Regions from separate parts of the Homo sapiens genome. Here region 2 is linked to region 1. A link is an interaction called in ENCODE POLR2A ChIA-PET data of the cell type or tissue named here. Cell type or tissue: HepG2. All regions are shown on one strand. Each heading gives the region's core, and the rest is flanking DNA. Links, peaks and the distances in the headings are about the cores only. Region 1 overlaps CHD2 (chromodomain helicase DNA binding protein 2). Region 2 has its middle 41 kb from the start of FAM174B.

Evidence for each region. Peaks named below come from ENCODE experiments on the same cell type or tissue, not always from the same donor. Only the 100,000 strongest peaks of a DNase experiment are listed, where the experiment ranks them.
Region 2: POLR2A ChIA-PET joins it to region 1 with 8 read pairs; 2 of 35 experiments call an interaction of 5 or more read pairs at or near these places.

The regions. Positions count from the first base shown.
Region 1 is chr15:92,930,538-92,935,919 of GRCh38, reverse strand. All of the region lies in intron 5 of CHD2 (chromodomain helicase DNA binding protein 2), which reads right to left. Among named protein-coding and RNA genes, the nearest start is that of MIR3175, 29 kb to the right of the region's middle. In HepG2, for the core only: no CTCF peak of the experiment used is centred there; a DNase peak (open chromatin) is centred at 2,809.
Region 2 is chr15:92,694,276-92,699,657 of GRCh38, reverse strand. No RefSeq gene overlaps it. Among named protein-coding and RNA genes, the nearest start is that of FAM174B, 41 kb to the right of the region's middle. In HepG2, for the core only: no CTCF peak of the experiment used is centred there; no DNase peak of the experiment used is centred there.

The DNA of each region.
Region 1 (5,382 bases), core at 59-5,058:
GCGCAATTAGTCTATCAGTCAGACGGGTAGGGGTGCTTCTGGTAAGACAGAAAGGCCTGTTAGTATTGCCTAATATCCTTCAGTCTCTTTAAAACAAAGACCTTCGTATATACACTCTGGACACTGGTCTAATTCTGCTTCCCCGGAGCATAGTACAATAAATGTTTGCTAAGAATCCAAGGAATATAAGGTGATCACCAGGAAGGAAGAAAGGAAGATGTTTACAGTAAGTGGGAGACCAGCATGAGTCTGCAGTCTCCCTCAGACCAAGTCCACAACAGTTTACCCCTCAGAGGGGGCTTACACAGTCAAACTGGAGAGAAGTAGAAGCATGCTTGAAGGAATATGAACAGCTAGTCCTTCAGATAAGAAAGATTCACCAATAAATTCTAATTACCATATCTCCCCCAGGAATTGAGAACCTAAACCAGGGCCACCAATGAGGTCCACTTCTATAAGTATAGCAGACAGCAAACACAGAGAATGGATGTGTTGAGGCTAGAGTTTTCCAGTTAGATTACAGATTTACAGACTTATGAACAACCAGGAGGACTTAGAATCTCCCAATATAAGAATGCAAAAAAGGTCGGGCGCGGTGGCTCACGCCTGTAATCCCAGCACTTTGGGAGGCCGAGGCGGGCGGATCACGAGGTCAGTAGATTGAGACCATCCTGGCTAACGTGGTGAAACCCCGTATCTACTAAAAATACAAAACAATTAGCCAGGCGTGGTGGCGGGCGCCCGTAGTCCCAGCTACTCTGGAGGCTGAGGCAGGAGAATGGCGTGAACCCGGGAGGTGGAGCTTACAGTGGGCCGAGATCGGGCCACTGCACTCCAGCCTAGGTGACAAAGCGAGACTCTGTTCTCAAAAAAAAAAAAAAGAAAGAAAGAAAGAAAAAAAAAACTTAGCAAATCAACTAGTCCAAAGTTCTCCTCCCAGAGAAGGAAACTGAAGTGCAGTGAGGAAATGAGTTGCTTGGCCATATCACCAACCCTCAGCCCTGCTACTTTCAATCATAACTCACTGAGGACCAAAGAATCAGGAAACATTAAAGCCAGGCTTACACGTCCTGGGAGTATTTGAAAAACTCAAGGTTTAAAAGGCCTAAGTGTGTGTGTATGTATATTTGAAATTGGTTGGATTCTTTCACGTTTTCTTTTCATTTTCAAGAACGAGAAAAAAGATAGTAAGGACCAGCAATACTAAGTCACTGTGAAGAATGGGTGAAGTGAAAAAAGTGACTGAGCTGTTACAAAGAAATTACTTCCCAACCCTACAGATGTATAAGGCTCTCCCACATGTGAAACTGCTGTCCTCTCCTACATTACTGGCCTCTTATAAAATGCAAATCTTATCAAGACTCCACCACTAAGCCATACATTGTAAGTCAGTCTACAATAAAGAATAGTTTAAGATATGAGATCGTGAGCAAAAAATGTCTATCAAAGGAAACTTACAATATCCAGCTTTAGAGGCCATTAACAGAGTCCCCCCTAGATACTGTAAAAACACATAATTCAACTAAATTTTTCCCGAAATTTTGAGAACTAGGGAGAAAAATACCAAGATTTAGCCAAGAGGCCCCAAGGCAATGTAAATAGACATGGAAAAAGTCAAAATGCAATTTAAATGTGTATAGTTTTCTTCCTTTATTGGGAAAAGGTGGTTGGCTAGACACAAATCCTAAGACAGACAAATCAAATCTAATCAACTGTAAAGTAGGAAATGAACAAAAGCTACTTTTAAATATAATGAGCCAGAACTTTGACCAAGAGTTGGTAAGGCTTGCTATTAACTGTCTGTAAAAAAGAAAACTCCTTTTTCCTCCACTTAGAAGACATCTGGAAGAGGGAAGTAGCTACTTTTGTTTCCTCAGTCTTCAGTAGATTTCCCCAAGAAAGCATGCTTTTGAAAAAAAAATTCCAATGATCAACAGAAATCTGAGGCTAATAGGGATTCCCTTCCACTGTGTTACAGGTATGTGACAATCTCCAATTCAAAACACTGGAAAAGGGCCGGGCACAGTGGCTCATGCCTGTAATCCCAACACTTTGGGAGGCCATGGTGGGAGGATGGCTTGAACCAAGGAGTTCAAGGCCAGCCTGGGCATCAGAGTGAGACCCAGCCTTTACAAAAAATTAAGAAATTAGCTTGGTGTGGTGGTGTGCGCCTGCAGTCCCAACTACTCAGGAGGCTAAGGTGGGAGAATCACTTGAGCCCAGGAGGTCAAAGCTGCAGTGAGCTGTGAATGTGCTACTGCACTGCACTCCCACCTGGTAAGAATAAAACGCCGTCTCAAAAACAAAAACAAAACAAAACCACCAGGACCAGAAGTCAACAAAAATCTTATACAACACTGCGCAATTTGGATAACATTAAGAGGTAATGCATGAAAAAAAGAGTTTAATCAAAACAGCATCTGAGTTGGTTAAAAAAAGTTCAATGTTTTGTTTGTTTGTATGACTCTAAGTCAGAGATTACAATCTCAAATACTCACAGGGGCCAGATGAGAACTGCAAACAAGGCAAAATGGAGAACTCCTGGTCCATCACTGTTACATAAGCCAGCATTACCAAATTTTCTCAAAAGAAGCTAAAAACACAGATTGTTATGCACTCTCAATTAAATGATGCTAACTAATTTAAAAATATTTTAAATATTGTGCAGGTCCATTGTGCTGTATAACTTCTTCTAAGCTTTAAAAGTATGAATACAGCTGGATGTGGTTGTACGTGCCTACAGTCCCAGCTACTGGGGAGACTGAAGCAAGAGGATCACTTGAGCTCAGGAGTTCAAGGTTGCAGTGAGCTATGGCCACACATGTGCACCAATAGAGGAAGACCCTGTCTCTTTAACTTAAAAAAAAAAAAAAAAAGGGGCCGGGCGCGGTGGCTCATCTTATAAGCCCAGCACTTAGGGAGGCTGAGGCGGGTGGATCACCTGAGGTCAGGAGTTCAAGACCAGCCTGGGCAACATGGTGAAACCCCATGTCTATTAAAAATACAAAAATCAGCTGGGCACAGTGGCGCATGCCTGTAATCCCAGCTACTCAGGAGGATGAGGCAGGAGAATCACTTGAGTCACAGTGAGCTGAGATTGCGCCATCGTACTCCAGCCTGGGCGACAGAGCGAGAGTCCATCCCAAAAAATAAAAACCTAATACAAATCGTGACGGGGTAATTGGTCTCTTCGTAATTCTGCAAAGAACACAGTCCCTTGCAAGACTGCATTCTTCAAAAACATCAATGTCCTAAAAGCAAAAGAAGGCTGTGAAAGTGCTCCCAATTAAAGAAATCAGACATGTCCTTTGTAAGGACATGGATGAAGCTAGAAACCATCATTCTGAGCAAACTATCGCAAGGACAGAAAACCAAACACCGCACGTTCTCACTCATAGGTGGGAATTGAACAATGAGAACACTTGGACACAGGGTGGGGAACATCACACACTGTGGCCTGTCATGGGGTGGGGGGGAGGGGGAAGGGTCAGCATTAGGAGATATACCTAATGTAAATGACGAGTTAACGGGTGCAGCACACCAACATGACACATGTATACATATGTAACAAACCTGCACATTGTGCACATACACCCTAGAACTTAAAGTACAATTAAAAAAAAAAAAAAAGATGTGCAACTAATTGTATGTAACTGACCCTAAACTAGATCCTGTAGTAGAGATGGAAAAATATTATGAAAGACTTTATTGGGTTAATTGACAAAACTGAAATATGAATCAGACAAAAGTACATCAGCAGCCAGGTGCGGTGGCTCAAGCCTGCAATCCCAGCACTCTGGGAGGCCAAGACAGGCTGATAACGAGGTCAAGAGACTGAGACCATCCTGGCCAACATGGTGAAACCCCGTCTCTATTAAAAATAGAAAAAATTAGCTGGACGTGGTGGCGCACGCCTGTAGTCCCAGCTACTCGGGAGGCTAAGGCAGGAGAATTGCTTGAACCCCGGAGGCGGAGGCTGCAGTGAGCCGAGATTGCGCCACTGTACCCCAGCCTGGCGACAAAGCCAGACTGCGTCTCAAAAAAAAAAAAAAAAAAGTACGTCAGCAATGTTTTAAATCTAAGTTGAATCTGTACTGTACTGTGCTTATAAAAGAGAAAATCCTTATTTTTAAGAAATACACCTTACATATTTAAGGTAAAGGGATAAAAGGTAAAATTTTATGAATTTTAGTCTCAAATAGTTCATAAAAAACATTATGTTTGTATATATATAAATATACACAGGCTGGGTGCAGTGGCTCACGTATGCTAATCCCAACACTTTTGGAGAGCAAGGTGAGAGGATAACTTGAGGCCAGGAGTTTGAGAACAGCCAGGGCAACGTAGTGAGACCTCTATGTCTACAAAAATACAAAATCAGGCATGGTGGTGCACGCCTGTCGTCCCAGCTACTTGGGAGGCTGAGGTAGGAGGATCACTTGAGCTCAGGAGATTGAGGCTGCAGAGAGCCAAGGTTGCACCACTGCACTCTAGCCTAGGTGACAGAGCAAGACCCTCTCTCTTAAATAAACAGCACCCATAATAATAAAGCAAATGGAGGAAAAATGGTAATCTGGGTAAAGTATATAAGGTGTCCTTTGTACTGCACTTTTATTCTTGCAACTTTCCTAAAGTTTGGAATTAATTTTTTTAAACCAATTTTACAAAATGGTCCCTTTTTAAAAACTCTAAAATGTGTGAATAAAATCTGCAGGGTTTCAGAAAAGCATTTCTTTGTGCCAATATTTCAAACCTTTCACTCTCTGAGTGAGTCTGAATTCTGAAATGCATGTGACCACACATTAGGTTATGTTACACTTGCTCAGCTTGGATCACAGAAGGCTCCTAAAGTGCCTTGCAACTTGAGTGTCAGCAGCTACAAGACCTCCCCTAATTAATCTTTCAGGAATCTCAACTGGTGACTCAGGAGAAGAGCTCTCTGTAAATCCACAATACTCACCAGCTGGCCAGAGAATAGCAGAAACGAAGGCTAGCCCAGTGCCCAAACACAGGAACATGAGGGGAACTATCTCAGCCCAAGGCAGTTCCTATGAACAGCCCTAGGGTAGGGAAGCAATATGAAAAAGAAGACAGATCCCACTCTGCAAGGAACTAAGAGGTTCTACTCAGGAAAAGAAAGGTCCATATATGCTACTGAAGGTTGCCAACTTTGGGGAATTCTTAAGACTGATAAGTGGCGGGGCACAGTGGCTCACACCTGTAATCCTAGGAGACCGAGGCTGGAGGACTGCTTGAGCTCAGGAGGTTGAAACCAGCCTGAGAAACATAGTGAGACCCCATCTATACAATAAATTTTTAAAAACTTAGCTGGGCATGATAGCACATGCCTGTAGTCCCAGCTACTCGAGTGGCTTAGGTGGG
Region 2 (5,382 bases), core at 127-5,126, 240 kb after region 1:
CTGAACAAAAGGCAGCAGAAACTCCTGCAGACTTAAACATCCCTGTCTGACAGCTTTGAAGAGAGTAGTGGTTCTCCCAGCAAGGAGTTTGAGATCTAAGAACGGACAGACCGCCTCCTCAAGTGGGTCCCTGACCCCTGAGTAGCCTAACTGGGAGGCACCTCCCAATAGGGGCCAACTGACACCTCATACGGCCAGGTGCCCCTCTGAGACGAAGCTTCCAGAGGAACGATCAGACAGCAACATTTGCCATTCTGCAATATTTGCTGTTCTGCAGCCTCTGCTGGTGATACCCAGGCAAACGAGGTCTGGAGTGGACCTCCAGCAAACTCCAACAGACCTGCAACTGAGGGTCCTGACTGTTAGAAGGAAAACTAACAAACAGAAACGACATCCACACCAAAACCCCATCATCACAGACCAAAGGTAGATAAAACCACAAAGATGGGGAGAAACCAGAGCAGAAAAGCTGAAAATGGGTTTTCTTTTAACAGGTGGTGGCAGAAGTGGGATCCAAAGTAGAGCTTCTCGTAACCCCCAGAAGCACTGAGTGACCAAGTGTGACACCAGCTGGACTCATTGTGTCCATTGCTCTCTTGCAGCACCTGGGGCTCATGGGTAAGTTCTCTCTTGGAGTCTGAAGCTCCACAGATTTATGTTTAGAGCTATCTAAATTTGAGCAAAATTTTAAGTCTGAGCAGGATTTGGATGTCATAACAAGCTGGACTAGGTCCAGGATCAAATTCAATGAAATAATTAACTGGCTTGGATCCAGTTAGAGACCTCAGATGTCTGACTGAGCCAGCCAGAAATTGGCAGTAAATGGTAATACTACAGGGGGTGTGAACTTTGGCTTTTGGAGATTCGCGGGATTTTTGTGTTCTATTCCCTTTGTTTCTTTTTCTTGTGCACTTAGTTAGGGAAAAAAGTACAGGCTAAGTTAATCAAGGGAATCTGAGAGCCAAAGCCAAGATTCAAGGTAAAAATGGGATCCTTACTTTCTGAAGAATTGAGTATTCTACTTTCTGGCTATGCCTACCCATACATATAGAAGTATTAGGCCTTGGAAGCAACAAATACTTACAGAAATGGCAAAATCTTACTAAAGGTAAATAGAATTACAGTGAAATGTTCCAAATGAACAATACTGCACTTTGAGAAGTGCATTTAAAAATGAGGGCTCCTGAATTAGTCTCATCCAGGGATGCCTATGGTTGTGCAGAAACTTCTATAAAGATTTCAATGTTTTTACTCCCTCTTTTAAAATAACCTTTTAAAAAATTTATTTAAAAGGTTATTTTTTTGTAGAGATGGGGATGTCGCTTTGTTACCCAGGCTGGTCTTGAACTCCTGGACTCAAGTGATTTTCCTGCCTCAGCCTCCCAAAGTGCTGAAATTACAGGTGTGAGCCACCATGTCAGACCCTTAAAAAGACAAGGCAAATAAAAAGCTTAAGTGCCTAATAGATGAGAAAAATTGAATCTGTTAACCTTTTGGCTTAGTTACTATCCCACCCCTTTCTTTTCAAGTGTGAAAAGAAAGGTCTCCAGGATAAAGGGTTTATGAAAGGTAGGCCCTCAGAGAAAGTAGGCTTGCTTCTTTTTCAGATCTGTACATGCTGAAACCAGGCACAGAGAATATTTTCTTTGCCTTATTCTTAATGAGTTCTACTCTGAGCTCAGTAAATTGAGTTAAGAAATAATGGTTAAGTTGAAAAGACAGCCTATTGGCTGGGTGTGGTGGCTCATCCTGTAATCCCAACACTTTGGGAGGCCAAGGCAGGCAGATCACGAGGCCAGGAGATTGAGACCATCCTGGCCAACATGGTGAAACCCCCTTTTTACTAAAAGGCAAAAAATTAGCTGGGCGTGGTGGTACGTGCCTGTAGTCTCAGCTACTTGGGAGGCTGAGGCAAGGGAATTGCTTGATCCCTGGAGGTGGAGGTTGTAGTGAGCCGAGATTGTGACACTGCACTCCAGCCTGGTGACAGAGCAAGACTCTGTCTCAAAAAAAAAAAAAAAAAAAAAAAAAGACAGCGTATTGAACTAAATAGATCTCCAAGATATTAATATACCTTTCTGACATTTAGCTGGCTATCCTGAAACCCTTTTATAAGAGAAATTTAGATCTATAAAGGAAATCTCCATTTGTAAGGGTGTCTGTACACCAGACACTCTTATCATTGTCTTAAATTTACATAACAAGCCTTACCTTTGCTTTTTTTTTTTTTTTTTTTTTTTTTTTTTGGACACAGAGTCTCGCTCTGTCACCCAGGCTGGAGTGCAGTGGCACTATCTCAGCTCACTGCAAGCTCCACCTCCCGGGTTCACGCCATTCTCCTGCCTCAGCCTCCCAAGTAGCTGGGACTACAGTTGCCCACCACCATGCCCGGCTAATTATTTTGTATTTTTAGTAGAGATGGGGTTTCACCGTGTTAGCCAGGATGGTCTCAATCTCCTGACCTCATGATCCACCCACCTCAGCCTCCCAAAGTGCTGGGATTACAGGCGTGAGCCACTGCATGGGCCTATGATATATATTTTTATATGTAATAGTATTGAGTGAGTCTGTGGTATATCTTAGAGTGTAGGACATTGAGCCATTGGTTCCTCGTTGCTGGTGGCTCAGTGGTAAATTGCTGGCCAATAAGATGATGCTTATTTCAGGATGTGCTACACATTCCTTCTCTTTGTCAGTATCCCTTTGTTTTCTTCCTCTTGTTGGTTTCAATCACTAGGACTAGTCAGAGTGATGACCCCAGCTGTTTTCAGCTCCCACCTTGGCTCTGCCTCATCTAGAAGCAACCCAGCTGAGTTGTAGAGAAGCAGCGTGTAAATACAGATTATTCTGCCCTTCTTTCTTCTCGATGACTGACCCCACCCCTTTACAGTTGAATGATGCTTGAAAATTTTCAAAGTGCTCTCCATCTTTCACCTCATTAGATCTCTCTGATAGACCTGTCTTTCATCTCATTAGATCCTTCTAATAGACCTGTGAGTTAGAGCAGGCAACTTCAATTTAAGTCGGAAAGTGAGGCACAGCGATGCATCCTCCCTTGCTTAGCAAGGCAGTAGAAGAGCAGGGATTTGGCCCCAGGTCTCCAGTGTTTTTCCTACTTGACTCTCAACCTGTTATTGAGGACATTAACTAGCTTTAATTCTTCAGCTAGGATGGGTAAAAGCAGTGCTTTCAAAACTATGGGATGCAGCCCAATAGTGAAATCAATTTAATGAGTGCAACCGGTTTTTACAAATAAAATAGAACAGACTGGATAATATCAAAGCACATTGCACATAAAGATAAGTATCACTTAGTAAAACTTTTCATGTGGTTGTGCTGCTAGTTTTGTTTCCCAGGCTTTGGCTGTTTCTTGGTCTGGAACGGATTCAAATACCTTTAGGCTTGAATTTTGGATGCTGTGAGCCTTATCAGTTGCTTCCACCTGAGTTTTAGGAAGACTCGATTTCGGTGACAGATTGTTGGAAAGTGGTGTTCTTCCATACCTGCTAATCCAAGGCAGAAATGTGCCTCAAAGATGTGATAGGATCGCCAAAGTGCTTACAATATTGGGCTTGAAAAAAAAGAACCCCTTTTCCCTCAAAACCCACTGGATATCTCTGCCTAGAAAAGCTAGAACCAAAAAGATCATAAGCAGCTATTAGCATAATGGTAGCATGTGATTTTAAAGAAAGAGTAATATTTTTATCCTTTGCTCTGAGCATTTGACAAATAAACACACAGATCAGATAGCTGCTGCCAGGGGTCAAGGAAAATGTGGACAAGCCTGTGCTGGGCAGAAGCTTGGTGCTGGAAGAGGGCAAGAGCAGATATAGTTCTAGGAGCTTCTCCTAGGGCTGAGAAGCGGGACAGCGTCAGTCCTGAAAAAGGCTGCTTCATAACCTGGGGAGTCATTAAGGAGTGGAGTTATGTAGGGCAAGGCAGGACCAATGACCCATACCATGGAGGAGGGGAGGGTAGAGAGGATCTGTTCCCAGTAGCTGAAGCCTAGCTGGCTTACAGGCAGTTTCCATTGAATATCTGGACACATGGTTATGAGTATGAATGCTTAAGTCATCAGTTTACATTGCATCATTGAGAAAAACCAATAAATGGAAGGCAATCGATCAAGAAAGATGGTTTATAAATAATAAATATACTTTTAACATGGAGTGCCCTTTCTAATTGATTGCCTATTTGGCTAACTTTTCTTGAAGATGTCCAGTGGGATAATCACATACACATAAATCATACTCAGTCGAAGAGAGAATATTCTCTTAAAGATGTAGGTTTTGTCTGTGATTTTTACTACATATGTCAATTTTTTTCCCCTGTTGGACCATATCTCTGAAATGACAACGGAAAATATGATTTACAAATCATTTTACATAAAACTTTTTCAACTGATAATCTAAAAAACCAGTGATAATGAAGTCGATAACTGGTGAAATGAAGGTTGATTACATGAAGAAGTAAAAGATAAGTAACAGTAGAGGAAGAGATGTAAAATGACTCGGGACCTATGAAGATGTCAGGCTAGGGGTGGGCAGACAGGCACAGGCAGGTGAGACGGAGAGAGAGAAAGAGAAGGAGCATTTCCTAGTGGCCTCAACTTTTGCCTTTGGTTCTCTTGGAAACTTTTCTCCCTCCAGCACTGACCTCCCGTAGTCCAAACCCTGTGGTTCCCAGGAAACTTGATTCCTTCTCATGTGATATGACTTATTAAGCCTGGATTCATTTAAAAAAAAAAAAACTATATATTTCTATACACATAAAAACATACAGAAAAATACAAGTAAAAATATGCAAATAATAAACATATAAAGTATAATGTATAGATATAAACAAATGTATATATGCAATGTAAATATGTATATAAAATATTAACATAAATTATATATAAAACATACATATATGTGGCTGGGCACGGTAGCTCACACCTGTAATCCCAGCACTTTGGGAGGCTGAGGTGGGCAGATCACCTGATGTTGGGAGTTTGAGACCAGCCTGACCAACATGGAGAAACCCCGTCTCTACTAAAAACAAAAAATTAGCCGGTCATGGTGGTGCATGCCTGCAATTCCAGCTACTAGGGAGGCTGAGGCAGGAGAATTACTTGAACCCAGGAGGCGGAGGTTGTGGTGAGTGAGATCGTGCCATTGCACTCCAGCCTGGGCAGCAAGAGTGAAACTGCGCCTCAAAAAAAAAAAAAAACAAACAAAATAACAAAAAAACCCATACATATATGTATATGTATATCTATCTATCTATCATCTATCTATCTATCCTCTGCAGATCCCACAGCAGCCGAAGGCTTTTACCAAAAGGACAGTAGAGGTGTTGTTGGTCACATAGGCACACATGGCCCATGACACAACCTCTTCC